Regions from separate parts of the Homo sapiens genome. Here region 2 is linked to region 1. The links are chromatin loops, found by intact Hi-C in ENCODE. Cell type or tissue: A673. All regions are shown on one strand. Region 1 overlaps CDK14 (cyclin dependent kinase 14). Region 2 overlaps CDK14 (cyclin dependent kinase 14).

What was found. Hi-C counts contacts between places; a loop is a spot of excess contacts. Peaks named below come from ENCODE experiments on the same cell type or tissue, not always from the same donor. Only the 100,000 strongest peaks of a DNase experiment are listed, where the experiment ranks them.
Region 2: a loop joins it to region 1, with 2.1 times the contacts of the local background. A loop is called at or near these places in 4 of 110 quality-filtered maps.

What each region holds. Positions count from the first base shown.
Region 1 is chr7:90,774,926-90,782,925 of GRCh38, reverse strand. All of the region lies in intron 4 of CDK14 (cyclin dependent kinase 14), which reads right to left. Among named protein-coding and RNA genes, the nearest start is that of CDK14, 180 kb to the right of the region's middle. RefSeq lists an enhancer at 5,755-5,814. In A673, no CTCF peak of the experiment used is centred here; a DNase peak (open chromatin) is centred at 4,215; H3K27ac peaks cover 4,168 bases.
Region 2 is chr7:90,722,694-90,730,693 of GRCh38, reverse strand. It overlaps CDK14 (cyclin dependent kinase 14), which reads right to left. Exons shown (of 15, transcript NM_001287135.2): 3 at 3,882-4,127. Among named protein-coding and RNA genes, the nearest start is that of CDK14, 130 kb to the right of the region's middle. In A673, no CTCF peak of the experiment used is centred here; a DNase peak (open chromatin) is centred at 3,813; H3K27ac peaks cover 4,647 bases.

The DNA of each region.
Region 1 (8,000 bases):
TTGATAGTCTATCCTTGTACTCTCACTGCCTGGATCAAAGTAGTCCCTAAAACATTTTCATGGAACCCCAACTCCTCTATAAAAATTCAAATTATTTAGTTCCTCCTTATGTTGAGACAAAAATGCTTCCTGTGAGTTTTACTCTCTGATTCAAGATCTGAATCCACAAAGACTAAACTAGGTCTTCCTCTATAAGACAGCCTTTCACTTAATGAAATTTTAATATCCCACCCCTTATTCAATAAATATTAATGGAGAGACTATGAGCCTGTGTGTGGAGTGAAGGATAAACAATATAGACAAGTCCCCCCATTTAAGGAGCCAATAGTTTAGCCAAGGAAACAGACACAGAACATCTAAGTACAAAAACGACTGAGGCATGTCAAAGAGATTCCAGAGGCTCCCATTTGTCAAATTAGACAACTTGTGCATTAGTAAAATAATACCTGCAATTTAAAGATATAAAGTATGTTTAAATTTTGGAAGTTCTGGCCAGGGCAATTAGGCAGGAGAAGGAAATAAAGGGTATTCAATTAGGAAAAGAGGAAGTCAAATTGTCCCTGTTTGCAGATGACATGATTGTATATCTAGAAAACCCCATTGTCTCAGCCCAAAATCTCCTTAAGCTGATAAGCAACTTCAGCAAAGTCTCAGGTATAAAATCAATGTGCAAAAATCACAAGCATTCTTATACACCAATAATAGACAAACAGAGAGCCAAATCATGAGTGAACTCCCATTCACAATTGCTTCAAAGAGAATAAAATACCTAGGAATCCAACTTACAAGGGATGTGAAGGACCTCTTCAAGGAGAACTACAAACCACTGCTCAATGAAATAAAAGAGGATACAAACAAATGGAAGAATATTCCATGCTCATGGGTAAGAAGAATCAATATCGTGAAAATGGCCATACTGCCCAAGGTAATTTATAGATTCAATACCATTCCCATCAAGCTACCAATGACTTTCTGCACAGAATTGGAAAAAACTACTTTAAAGTTCATATGGAACCAAAAAAGAGCCCGCATCACCAAGTCAATCCTAAGACAAAAGAACAAAGCTGGAGGCATCATGCTACCTGACTTCAAACTACACTACAAGGCTACAGTAACCAAAACAGCATGGTACTGGTACCAAAACAGAGATATAGATCAATGGAACAGAACAGAGCCCTCAGAAATAATGCCGCATATCTACAACTATCTGATCTTTGACAAACCTGAGAAAAACAAGCAATGGGGAAAGGATTCCCTATTTAATACATGGTGCTGGGAAAACTGGCTAGCCACATGTAGAAAGCTGAAACTGGATCCTTTCCTTACACCTTATACAAAAATTAATTCAAGATGGATTAAAGACTTACATGTTAGACCTCAAACCATAAAAACCCTAGAAGAAAACCTAGGCATTACCATTCAGGACATAGGCATGGGCAAGGACTTCATGTCTAAAACACCAAAAGCAATGGCAACAAAAGACAAAATTGACAAATGGGATCTAATTAAACTAAAGAGCTTCTGCACAGCAAAAGAAACTACCATCAGAGTGAACAGGCAACCCATAAAATGGGAGAAAATTTTCGCAACCTACTCATCTGACAAAGGGCTAATATCCAGAATCTACAATGAACTCAAACAAATTTATAAGAAAAAAACGAACAACCCCATCAAAAAGTGGGCGAAGGACATGAACAGACACTTCTCAAAAGAAGACATTTATGCAGCCAAAAAACACATGAAAAAATGCTCACTATCACTGGCTATCAGAGAAATGCAAATCAAAACCACAAATCAAAACCACAATGAGATACCATCTCACACCAGTTAGAATGGCGATCATTAAAAAGTCAGGAAACAACAGGTGCTGGAGAGGATGTGGGGAAATAGGAACACTTTTACACTGCTGGTGGGACTGTAAACTAGTTCAACCATTGTGGAAGTCAGTGTGGCGATTCCTCAGGGATCTAGAACTAGAAATACCATTTGACCCAGCCATCCCATTACTGGGTATATACCCAAAGGATTATAAATCATGCTACTATAAAGACACATGCACACGTATGTTTATTGCGGCACTATTCACAATAGCAAAGACTTGGAACCAACCCAAATGTCCAACAATGATAGACTGGATTAAGAAAATGTGGCACATATACACCATGGAATACTATGGAGCCATATAAAATGATGAGTTCATGTTCTTTGTAGGGACATGGATGAAATTGGAAATCATCATTCTCATTAACTATCGCAAGAACAAAAAACCAAACACCGTATTGAACAATGAGAACACATGGACACAGGAAGGGGAACATCACACTCTGGGGAATGTTGTGGGGTGGGGGGAGGGGGGAGGGATAGCTTTAGGAGATATACCTAATACTAAATGACGAGTTAATGGGTGCAGCATACCAACATGGCACATGTATACATATGTAACTAACCTGCACATTGTGCACATGTACCCTAAAACTTAAAGTATAATAATAATAAAATAAAATAAAAATAAAAATAAATAAATAAATTTATAAGTTTTAAAATGAAATAAAAAACCTAATTGGTCATTTTGGAGGGTATTACAGAATCATTTCATTACTTTAAAACTTTCTAAATACAGAATATATCAAACATTTTCCTTCCCTTTCATACCCTTTCATATACACTGTACCTCAGTATAATTAAATATTGTAGTTGATTTGAGGAAGTTTCTCTATAGATGCACTGCATGTAACAAATGAAGACGGAAAGACAGAATTTGAATATCACCATTTTGCTAACCATAATCACTTAGTAGATTATCAACAGTTAGATTCTGACCAAGTCTAAATCTAACTACTTATTTAAAAGGCATAAGGGAACAAGTTAAATAACACCATTAGGAAACAATAAGGAAAATCCAGACTTCTAAAGCTCTATAGGAGAAATTAATCTGTTTCTTCAACAAATCAACTTCAAGGGGAAAAAAGGCATGGTAGGGGTAACCCATGGACTAAAAGATTGACATGTAACTGCAATTCATTGCAATGTATAGACTCAATTTTTCTGGATTCAAACAAAGTGTATTTTAATACTGTATAGTTGATATTAAGGAACATTTAACTTTTTACATGTTATCATATAGTATTGTCATGTGTTTTAAAACACAATGCTTATCTTTCAAAAAATAAATCTAATATAAAGTAATATAAGGTCCGGGGTTTTCTTTCAAAATAATTGCAGGGAATGAATATAGATGAAATATGATCAGTCATGAGTTGCCCATGTTTGAAGATGGGTGATGGCTTCATGGAAGTTTATGACTATGCTCTCTACTAGTTATTTTCTATAATAAGTTCTTTTTTAAAGAATACAATATGCATTGGTATAAATGTGATAAGGGAAAATCTCAGCACGCTATATAAAAGAAATAGGGAGGCTGGGGCAGGAAGATCACTTCTGACCAGGGGTTTGAGACATGCCTGGGCCACACAGCAAAATCCCTTCTCCCTACAAAAATTTAAAAAATAGTTGAGCATGGTGGCACGTGCCTGTAGTCCCAGCTACTTAGGATGCTGAGGTCGGGGAACCACTAGAGCCCAAGAGTTCAAGGTTATAGCAAGCTATGATTGTACCACGCACTTCAGCCTAGGCAACACAGCATGCACATCTTTTTATATTTTTTTCTTTTTTTGAGACGGAGTCTCACCCTGTTGCCCAGGCTGGAGTACAATGGCGCAATCTCGGCTCACTGCAACCTCTGCCTCCTGGGTTCAAGCAATTCTCCTGCCTCAGCCTCCCGAGTAACTGAGATTACAGGTATGCACCACCACGCCCAGCTAATTTTTTGTATCTGTAGTAGAGACGGGGTTTCACCATGTTGGCCAGGCTGGTCTCGAACACCTGAACTCACTATGATCCACCCCTCGGCCTACCAAAGTGCTGGGATTACAGACGTGAGCCACCGTGTCCAGTTGCCCATGTCTTAAAAAAGAGAAAAGAAGAGAGAAAGAAAAGAAAGAGAGAAAAGAGAGAGGAGAGAGAAAAGAAGGAAGGAAGGAAGGAAGGAAGGAAGGAAGGAAGGAAGGAAGGAAGGAAGGTCGGTCAATTTTTACATTCCACAGGAAAGGATTAAGCTGAAAAAAGGAAGATAAAAGAATAAACCAAGAACATTCCAGGCAGATGGAACAACCTGCACAAAAGCTCAGAGGGTGAGAATGTGATGTGTTAAACAAAAATAAAGAAGAGAAGGAGGAAGGGAAAGAAAAAATGGGGGAAGAAGGATAGAGCTAGTGAGGTGTGGGTGGAAGAGCTAGAGAGGACAGGAGCCAGATCACGAAGGGCCTTCTGGGCTGCATAAAGGACTGATACAAAAAACACTGAAAGATCTTAAGAAGGGTAACAGCATGATTAACTTCTGTGTCTGCAGCTCACTCGCTATGGTGTGGAGAATTCCTGCAGGAGCACACAGTGGGAGCCGGAAGGGCAGTCAGAAAGCTGTTGTGGGGCTCTGGGTGAAACTTGGTGGCTATTCTCACCAGGGTACTGGTAAGAGCAATGGGAAAAAAGGAAAATGGTATTTTGAAGACAGAACAAACAGGCTGTTAGGATAAACTGAATTGGGATACGGAAATTATAAAGGATGACTCCATTACTTCCTGATTTTAGCATCTAAGTGGATGTAGGTATCATTTACTGAAATGAGTGAAATTAAAGGATGAAAGATTTAGACAAAATGTATCAAGAGTTCTGTTTGGGAAAAAGATCTTAGTCTGGGAACATCCAACTGGAGACATAAAGGAAGCATTGGTATTTATGAGTCTGGATCTCAGTAGAAAAATCTAGGCCAGACATATAAATTTATGAGTTACTTGGGGGACTGCAAGAGACAGCCAGTTTTCTGTTAAAGCAGAAGTAAACACTCAGAGAAGAGGTAGAAAATATGTAGGAATTTCCTGATCAGAGAATGATGTTCTATATCTAGAACACATGGAAAGAGCCTAAAGGATGGAGGAAAGGGACAGTGTGGGGCACACATTAAGAAACATGATACTTGCAAATGGTTAAAAACAAAAGGGAAGAAGAAATATGAGGGTGCAGTCTGAGGCATAGTGGATGATCAGGGAGTTTTTTTACTTTGGATAGTGCCTGGGATATGACACAGTGATGTGAGGCACAGAGGATTCCATCCTGGCAGTCTCTTGGAAGCAGTGGAATAGAGGCTACTGTTTTGGCTGCTGCTCGGCACAGCTGCCCCTATGTGCACTAGGCAAAGCATGGAGAGGGATGGGCCGAGCTTTTGCAGCTGCACAGATGACAAGGTACAGGTCCTCAACCTTGGCTACATATCAGAATCACCAGAGGAGATTTGAAACAACAATGCCTAGCTCTGCCCCTGATTTAACTGGTGTGGGGTAAAGTCCTAGCATCTGTATTTGTAAAAACACCCGCAGTGATTCTAACGTGCAACCAGGACTGAAAATCATTGTGTTAAACCTTCAGGTTCCAACACCAGCTTCTCACTGCCTCTCTTCCTTTGCCTGGTCTCTCCAAAACTGAAGTCGCCTTTTTACTATAAACATTCAAAAGTTTTTCAACTATTTTGAGTGTCCTCATAGTTGAAAGCTCAGTGGTAAACAAATGAGCCAAGTCCTTACCACGTAAAAGAGATACTGAAACAGCACCTTACTGGAAAACTTACTACTCTCAGGTATAGCTGAACAGCCTGTTTTAGATCCACCACCAGCAACAGCACATCATCCAACTGCCTATGATCCTCTTATCTACCAGAACATAACTGGGAACATTTAGCAACATTTTTAAAATAAGCAGATATATAATAGCTACAGTGTTCTGCAAGTCTACTAGCTTAAAAATCTGATCCAAACAAGGAATTAAGGTTATTTAAGTATGACTTTTTTTTTTTTTTTAACTAACTTCGTGTCACTATTTTGCTTTCTAATTGTTGAGAAACCATCGGAACAGTATTTTCATTAGAGAAGGGGGAACAAGAAGAGCGTGCAAGGGGAATGTCACACCATTTCCTTCGGTTCTGGTTCATAGATTTATCGTCTTCTGTAAAGGTTTGGACATCTCAAGACTGCTAATGCCTCTCCAATTTTTCATAGATCCTCAAAGATCACGGACAGTGATGAAACAGTTTCAACTCCAAATTTCTTTAAAATTCTGTGCAACAGTCATCTCAAGTCTTCAATCAGAACTCCAAAGAGAACCAAAGTACTATCAAATGTCCTAAGACATTTGTTAATTTAATTCACATCTACATTTGTTCTGCACTTTCATGCCTGAAACTAACTCTCCCTGGAAACAATGATATCAGGAGGTGAGTGCTTGCACTTCTTCTGTGACCTTTCTATCCCCATGACCCCTGTGTGTGTGAACTTTAAAGCCGAGCTCACACTCGGTTTCTAATTCTTCCACTTCTCTCATTGAGATGACTTGTGCTTATCTGCTTTGATGTTTGATTGTTCGGTTTTGAGAGACTTTAATCATCCATTTTAATACATTAACCTTCTGGAGTTTTAGGGCTATGGGTTGTATACTTCTCAGGACTTTGAAGAGAAATACTTCCTAGATGCAAGGAATTGTTCCAGGTGGAGCAAGAAATAACATGCATACAGCCCTTGAGGAGATTACCAGCTAACAGAGAAGACAGGAAAGTACCAAGCAACCAAAATGAATGATGAAAGAAGGAAAAATTCTAAACAAAAGTAAGGCAAAGTTATCAAGGACCAGGAATGGAAGAACTCCAAACACATCAAAAGAAGGCAAAGCACAGGAAAAATCTCCAAGTCATCCACAGAGGTAAAAAGTAGTTGTTTACACATACTCTTGAAATTACTAGAGAAGGGCCGTGTTTGATGAGATGGGATAGTTTCATAAAAAATAAGTAAATGTAGATCCTTATGAGTTTTTCAGATTGATTTTTCACACATACTGAGATTTGAAACCTACTATGTTAATTAGTTCTCTATGAGTTTTTATACATAAACATAATACCCACATGTACCATATAATGCCACATGTACCATATAATACCCACATACACTGAAAACTATGAAGAAAGGAATTCTGTGAAGGCAAACAAACACCAAATAACAAAAACTAAGAAGGAAGAAAAGGGGAAGGAGGAAGCCAGGTAGGAGAAGGGTGGGGGGGAGAAAGAGGAGGAGGAAGAGGAGAAGGAGAAGAGGAGGAGAGGAGAGGAGGAGGAGAAGGAAAAGGAGAGGAGGAGGAGAAGGAAAATGAGAAGAGGAGGAGGAGAAAGGGGGAGGGGAAGGGGGAGGGGAAGGGGGAGGGGGAGGAGGAGGTATTTTCGTTTTTCTCTGGTCCTACTTTCAAGCACACTTGTCTGGAGAAACACATTACTGAGGTCTTTGAAAAACCTGTATTTCACATTTCTAGAGAAATCAAATTTTCTCATTCTGAGGTCAAGTTGCCATTTCAAATAGATTTTTATCTGTAGTAGCTTTTTTTTCCCACAGAAACTGTTTTAGAAAAGCAGAAAAGAAATGGATATACTTCTTGATATTATCACTTTTCCTCAATCTTTGATTACTTATTAAACTCTTGCTAATTCTTACATACTACATATCATACTGTATCTAAAAATCAAAGTCAAACCCATTCATTCCTAATCTTCTGTTTTAAAAGCCATATACAGCATCGCGATGAGAATGAATCATTGCATGAGCTAGGATTAAAGAAAAGCAGATAAATCAGATGCTCAACTTTACAGCATTTCAAGCCTCTTGGTCCAAAGATGTGTTTAAAGCATTCTGTTTCTGTTTCTTGAGCAGAGTCATAAATGCCCCCTCTTTCTCTAACAGAGGCATACACACCCAGGATCACACAAGAAAAGTCAAGTTTCCACTCTCATGAAAAAAGCATCTCCAAAGCAGTGAAATGAGATGCACCAAAAAAATCACATCACTGATTCACCACCATGAGGCTCTGAGGAGTCCCCAAGTACTACTCATTGCCAAATAGTATTAACTAGA
Region 2 (8,000 bases), 52 kb after region 1:
TCAAAAAGTAGGCAAAGAATATGAACAGACAATTCTCAAAAGAAGACATTTATGCAGCCAACAAACATGAAAAAAAGCTCATCATCACTGGTCAGTAGAGAAATGCAAATCAAAACCACAATGAGATACCATCTCACGCCAGTTAGAATGATGATCATTGAAACATCAGGAAACAACAGATGCTGGAAAGGCTGTGAAGAAATAGGAATGCTTTTACACTATTGGTGGGAGTGTAAATTAGTTCAATCATCGTGGAAGACAGTGTGGCAATTCCTCAAGGATCTAGAACTAGAAACACCATTTGACCCAGCAATCCCATTACTGGGTATATACCCAAAGGATTGTAAATCATTCTGCTATAAAGACACATGCACACGTATGTTTACTGCAGCATAGTTCACAATAGCAAAGACTTGAAACCAACCCAAATGCCCATCAAAGATAGACTGAATTAAGAAAATGTGGCACATATACACCATGGAATACTATGCAGCCATAAAAAAGGATGAGTTCATGTCCTCTGCGCGGACATGGATGAAGCTGGAAACCATCATTCTCAGCAAACTAAGAGAAGAACAGAAAACCAAACACCACATGTTCTCACTCATAAGTGGGAGTTAAACAATGAGAACACATGGACACAGGGAGGGGAACATCATACACCAGGGCTAGGGGAGGGATAGCATTAGGAGAAATATCTAATGTAAATGACAGGTTGACGAGTGCAGCAATCCACCATGGCAAGTGTATACCTATGTAACAAACCTGCATGTTCTGCACATGTACCCCAGAACTTAAAGTATAATTTTAAAAAAAGAAAAAATATATTTTTTAAAAGGGCAGCAAACAGAAAGGACTCAGAAAAAAACAGGATATTATAGCATCCTGCTGAAAGAGAAAACGAAGCCATTTCCAGTTTGATAAGGTAAGAGAAAAGACATTTTTCCAGGGCACATTGAATTGAAGCAAAAATTCCTAAAATAAAAAGAAAGCAAAGCAGTTCCCACACAAAGTAATATAAATGACCTAATATATATTAAAAAAAGTCATCCCAGGGTGAACCAGGAAAGGGTAAGCCCAAGATGATCTAAAGAAACTAAAAAATACAATAGAGAAACTGTGAAAACTTCCAGTGAAACTTGATGGCTTGAAAACATGTATTTATCTCTCCCCCTTACCAATTCATACTAAAACAATACTAAAATTAAAACCCATAAGGGCAATCAAAATGAGTAAAGAGAACACTAGAGACGAGATAGAAATAAAAATGTAAAGACAGGACACAAATGGTTGAGAAGTCACATTGCCTAGGATGAGTGGGGAAAAAAAAAAAAAAAAAAAAAAAAAAACCTTGATACCTACATGATCCAAGGCATAAGCCAGTAAGAAATAAGTCAATTCATACTTCAGAATCCCAAAAATACTCACAAACTGGAAGCTGAAGTTCAAGTTGGGGCTACAAATGATATGATTAGTTGGAGTGAATTTAAGGTGGAGGTCTTTGCCCCAGTCTCCCTCGGCCAGCCCCCTATCCCTTCCTAGTCCCGCCAGAGATTTATTCTCTGAAGAGGTTGAATCAGAGAATTCAACTGGGGCTTGGATACCAGGCAGAGTGGATATCAGATTGAAGAGTCATACCGAATGAAAAAAAAAAAAATCATGAGAAAGTTGGCATAGAGAACTGAAGGGTCCTCAGTCCCTTCTTGATCATCTCAGAATAGTGACAGCTAGGTTTATATGTCCTAAAAAAAATAAATTGGGTAAGTCCATTTTGTGAGAAACACCCAGTAACAAAAACAAGATCAAGAGACAGCGACATTTGAGAGTACTTAAATAAAACGACTAGGTCTTCACCAAGAGTCCCTATGCTGAAGCCAACCAACTGACAAGCCACCCAGGCACAGAGCTTCCAATCAACTTCTGAGTACATTACTCATAACATAAACTGACAGCCAACAGTTTCTCTCCAAGAGGCATGACATAGACCCACCAAAAATCTCAACAGGTAAGGCAGAGACCAAAACAAATAAACAGAAACAAGAAACTCAAAGGAAATCCAGAAATAATTCAGAGAATATGTAAAAGGAAAAAAAATTCCCCAAGCTACATTTTGTATCCTCAGAAACATATGAAGTGATATGTTATTCATTGAAATAGAACAGGATACTTTTTAAAAGAGCATTCAAAGAATAAGAAAGAGTTCATGGAAATAAATATTAGTATAATTAAAAATCCAATTGAAGGGTTAAAAATTAAAAGTTAAAAAAACCCAGAAGGTAGGAAAAAAAAGATTTAAAATAATAGGGAAAAGAAAAGGTAACTAGAAGATCAATCCAATAATGCCAACATCCAACTAATAAAAATGTTATCGTAAAAGAGAAGATTACAAAAAATTAAATAAACATATAAGAAAATTTTTGAAACTGAAAGAAATTAACTCAAAAATTGAAAACACCCATTGATACCAAGAAAAAGGATGACACCAGGGATGAAAAGAAAGTCCTAGAAAGTTCCACAAACAAAAAAGCAGATAAAGGATGAACTGGGAAACCAGAATAGTCTAGGGATTTCAATACAATCTAGGCACCTAGAAAACAATAAAACAAGGTATTCAAAAGTCTAAGAAAAAATTATTTTCTAAACTAAAATCACATACTTGGCCAGATTATTAATCAAGTAATCAACGACAGATAAAATCATAGTCATATGACAAACCCCCCATCACCCTTTCTCAAGAAGCTACTGCGAGGATGTACTTTAAAACAATGAAATAAACCAAGAACAAGAAAGACATGTAACCCAGAGAATGGGTATTTAACATTAAAAAAGGAGGAAAAAATTCTCAGAAAAGGACGCCTTATGACTATAGGATTAGAGGTTAACCAATCTATATTAAATTAGGACTATGAAGAACTGCCAGGGCAATCTCAGTGGGGGAGAAAAACTGATAGATTATCTGATTTGTTTTGGAGGCATTTTACAGTTTTGTCATATAGTTGCAGGCCTCAAATTGTGTTTAAAATTATCTTAATTTGAATGAAGGAAAAGTAGACAATGACAACTAAGAAAATGAAGAAGTTGTGCAAGGAAGGAAATTTATTCATAGCATACTTGTGGTTTCCCTGACCAAAATTTACATTATCATACAATTGTAAATAATGTATATTAATTTAAGCCAAAAAGTAGGAAAAAATGTATTTGAGAATAGAAATATAACAGAGAATATTCTCTCTTGGTGTGTTCCTTTCTAACTTGTAAATCACTAGTTATATCTAAAGTCTGTTTCCCTCTAACACTTCTTTCTGGACATTCTCTTCTTTCCTTTGGTCCTACTGAATCTACCCTACACAGATTTCTACTCCAGCATTTTCCATTCAGTACAGGGCTTTGTCCTGGAAAAGAACTTCAACTTGTCACTTTACAGAGTCACATGAGAAAGACTGGTGGAGTACCCCCCCAAAAAAAACTGGATTAACGCAAGTGAACAAATTTTGATATTTATTCTGCAATGAAATTCCTTGTGAATTTGCTAATTTCAAAACTATCCTTACTGCCTACACAGTAAAGTTCAATAACCTCTCCAAGGGTTTGAAATACAAAAGACTTTTAATTATAAATTCCTCTAACTAGAAACAATTAAGGGGGAAAAATGATTTTTCCAAAAATAAGTTGAATCATTTCATTCATTTGCTTGCTTAGTGCTTATAAATAAGGAGTCCATATATAGTTTGCTCTCTCTCTTCCAAAACATTCAACCACCCTGGGAGAGAATGCATAATAAGGCACTGATAAAGTTTCCTGCTGTCTTCCAGCACCGCATGCTATCATAAGAAGGCTATTCCTTCTGTTTACCCAGTGATAAACAAAAAGACTGCACTTACCGAGCTGGGGCTGGAGTGCCGCCTAACTTTAGGTGACTCTTTGCCAGTGGAGGAGGTCTTAAAGTTAATGCAAGCATTGTTCTCAGAATGCACCCTCTTTACTTGATTAGCTGGTTTCTCAAATGGGTCAAAAGTGCTCTGTGTCCTCTGAACTCTGACTTTTTTATCCTCAGGAATTGTGTCCAGGGGTTTGATCACTGAGTCCATTCCCTGGCAGTTCCGTGTAGACATCTTTGTGACACATATCTGAGAAAAGAAGAAATTAAATTCAGAACTCTTCACTGCAACTTTAATATCACTAAACATGCCAATATATAACTCTAGAAAGCATGCCAATTTCAGTTTCAGGAAATACCCAAAAAGCCCACATTCTAAAAGCTGCATCAGCATAAATTACAGTACAAAAAAATCCTCACAATCATTGTGTTTACACTTAGATCTCACACTAGAGCTTACACTAAAAAATCTACCTCTAAAATGAGAAACTTAAGGCCCAGGCTGCTAGTAGTACCCTAACATGATTCTTGAACTCTGTCACACGTTTTACCATCTGACTGGAAGTGGTTTATTTCTGAATCATTAAGAGGTTGGGTAACTAGCCTTAATTTAAAAAACAAAAAATAGGCAAATCAGATGGACATTAACTGATGGGTCATCGTGTAAGCAGCTAACCTAGGCTAGAGAAGGAAAGGGCATTATGTTGTTTAAAAGTTTTATGCATGAATATGTATGCTTAAAATCTGTCCCCATCTTGATTTCATCTCCAAATTGGAATGAATGGAGCTAATGGTTAGAGATACTGAAGAACTGAGGACAATGGTGGGGGTTTCCTTTATTTCAAAGCTAATGGATAAAAAGAAATAACATTGTAAAAGAAAAACACCAAAAAGCATTCATTTCAAAATTTGGTTTACATTATTCCACTAGACCTCCACCTCCTTCCCTTCTTCTTCCTTCTTCACCCATTCTCTTCTCACCCAGCCTTCCCCACCCTCTCATTTTATTTCAGTCTCTGTGATTTTTGCTCCTTGCTTTTTACTTTAGTTCTAAGCCTGTCATTCTCCCGATACTCTGGAGACTTTGTTGTCTTTATTCAATAATTTGATGGCCTCTGGCTTGTCTGTAAAGCTAACTAATTTAATTGTTCTCTCTAAAGAAAATATAACTCTAAATAAAATTGTTTTTAGAATGCTTTTCTTCTTATAAAAAGTTCCCACATCCCTATATGCTATCAAAAGCAGAAAAACCGAAGATATTTATGAAAAGCCCACACTGTTAAGGTAAAAATACGAAGTTTTTGAATACACACTTTGGGTCCGTGGTTGGTTGAGTATGTGCATACAGAACCCACAGATACACAGAGCTAATATGTATAGAATGACTCCATGTGGGGTATAAATGCGGCTATGTATATGGATAGATATAGACAGATACAGATATAAATACAGACACAGATGCATAGATATAGATATTTGTGAGTGTATGAGCATGGTGAAAAGTATACAGGAAAACACACCACCAAACTATTAACATCAGATATCTCCAGACATGTGGAATTGAACGGGCAAGATTAGCAATTTTTGGTACACTCTTGTGTGAATTTTATAATAAATATTCCAACATATGTAATGTTTTAAAAACCACTAAAGTAGAAAAGCATGTATAATTAAAATAAGCCATTTCAAGTTTTTGAAACAAAAAGTTTTTAATCATTAAACATCAACCCTATGAGTATGTCTCAACTACTAAGCACAGGCTGAATTCTAACTAAGTCAAATGAGAAAAATATTATCATACTTTTTAGCATGTGAGAAAACAGCTGAAGATATTTTTAAAAGACTCAAGGCAGAGTCCTCTAGTCATGATCAAAAAGTAAAAATGAATTACAAGTATGTTGGAGCATGCAATATTTTTAAGGGTTTTTGTGCTCTTCTTAAGGACATGAAGGCAGTAAATAAGAAACCACCCACATCACTAAAGCAATTAAATTATAAATACATGGGCCTGAGAAGTCAATGAACTGCAAACACAGAAAATTTGAAAGAAAAAAAAATGTAAGGGCACGTTGAAATCAAATTACTTAAAATAGAAACTAAAAGATAAGGATGACAGAAAATAGTTGATGACTAAATTAATAGAGAAAGGCAATTAGAAAGCATCTTGGACTAAATAAAAATGAAAACACAAAATACGAAAATGGTGAGATTCAGCTAAAGTAGTACTTTAGCTGTAGGAAAATTTGTAACACTAAATGACTAGAGAAAAGAAGAAAAGTCTCAAAGCAATAACCTCAGCTTCCACCTTAAAATACTAAAAAAAAAATAAATAAATAAAGCAAATAAAAACCAAGATAAGAAGAGTGAAATAATAAATAAGAAAGTGGATATAAATAAAATAGAAAACAGAAAACAATAAAGAAAAATCAATAAAACCAAAAGCTGGTTTTCAGAGAAGTTTTTTTTAAATGATGAACATCTAGCCAGACAGATAAGGGGAAAAAAAAGTAGAAAATATACATCGCCAATATTACTATCAGGAATGGGAGCAGTGATATCACTACAGATGTTCTACAAATACTACAAACAACATTGTGCCAATAAATTCCACAACTTAGATGAAACCAATTATTTGAAAGACAAAAACTACCAAAGCTCACTCAGTTAAAAAAAAAAATAGATAACATGAATAGGCCTGTGTCTATGACAGGAATTGAATTTGTGGTCAAAAACATTACCACAAAGATAATGCCAGGGCCAGGTGGCACCACTGGTGAAGTTAAAACAAACATTAAAGGAAGAAATGACTTCAATTGTACAGAAACCCTTTCAAAATACTGATGAAGAGGATATACTTCCCAATTCATTTTATAAGGCCAGTGTCATTCCAATACCAAAGCCACACAAGAACATTGTAAGGAAACTACAGATCAATCTCTCTCATGAACACAGATGCAAAAAATTACTGGTACATCTTCAACAAATTGAATGCAACAATATATAAAGAAGATAGTAAACCATGACAATGTCACACTAATCCCACGAATGCAAGGTTGGCTTAACATTCACAAATCTGTAATTCACCATTTTAAAATACAGTGGTAGGCAGTCTCTAACATGGCTCCCAATAACACCCACTTCTAAGTATTCACACTCTTATGTAATCCCCAGCTCTTGAGTGTGGGCTGCATTTGTTGACTTGTATCCCATAAATATAATATGGCAAAAATCATAGGATACCGCTTCTGAGAAAACATTGTAAGAACAATGTTTCTTCTATTTTGGTGCTCTCTCTGCCTTGAGTATCCCCTCTTAGATCACCAGACCTGGGGAAAGCCGGCTGCCATGCCATGAGGCAGCCCTGTGGAGAGGCACCTGTGCAGAAAGACTAGGGCCTGCAAACAACCTTGTGAGTCAAGTTTTCAGGGACAACCACAGTTCCAGCTTCCTGCTTGACTGGACTCTCATAAGAGACCCTGAGCCAGCTAAGGAGCATCTGCAAGAGACCCATAGGAACTAAGATTTTTTAAAAATGTATGTTGTTTTAAGATGTTAAGTTATGGGATAATTTGTTATGAAGCAATTAATACACAGTTTTTTAAAAATCATATGATCATCTCAATAGACTCAGAAAAAAGCATTTGATAAATTCAGCATCCATTCACAATAAAACCTCTCAACCAACTAAAAACAGAGTAAAACTTCCTCAAACTGATAGAGAGCATCTACCAAAAAATTACATGTAACATCATACTTAATGCTGAGAAACTACATGCTTTTCACCTAAAAACAGGGAAAATTCAAGGACATCCACTTTCACAAACACTTTGATTTAACATTGTATTTTAAGTTCTAGAAAATACAATAAAGCAAAAAAAGTCATTTGTTGGCTTCAGGAAACAGAGGAACTCCAATTAGAAATTCTGATGGCTTTCTGAACCTATACAATTTAAGCAAGAGAAACTGTTACAGAATCTACTGCAAAGTACAGCTTTCTCTCCATCTTCATGCCTTAACGGCCTTACAATACATACTTTGAGTCAGGTAGTCTCTCATTTAATGGATCTGACTATGGCACAGTTGATAATTATAAAAATCAGTGGAAACTATGCACCTGTGAAAA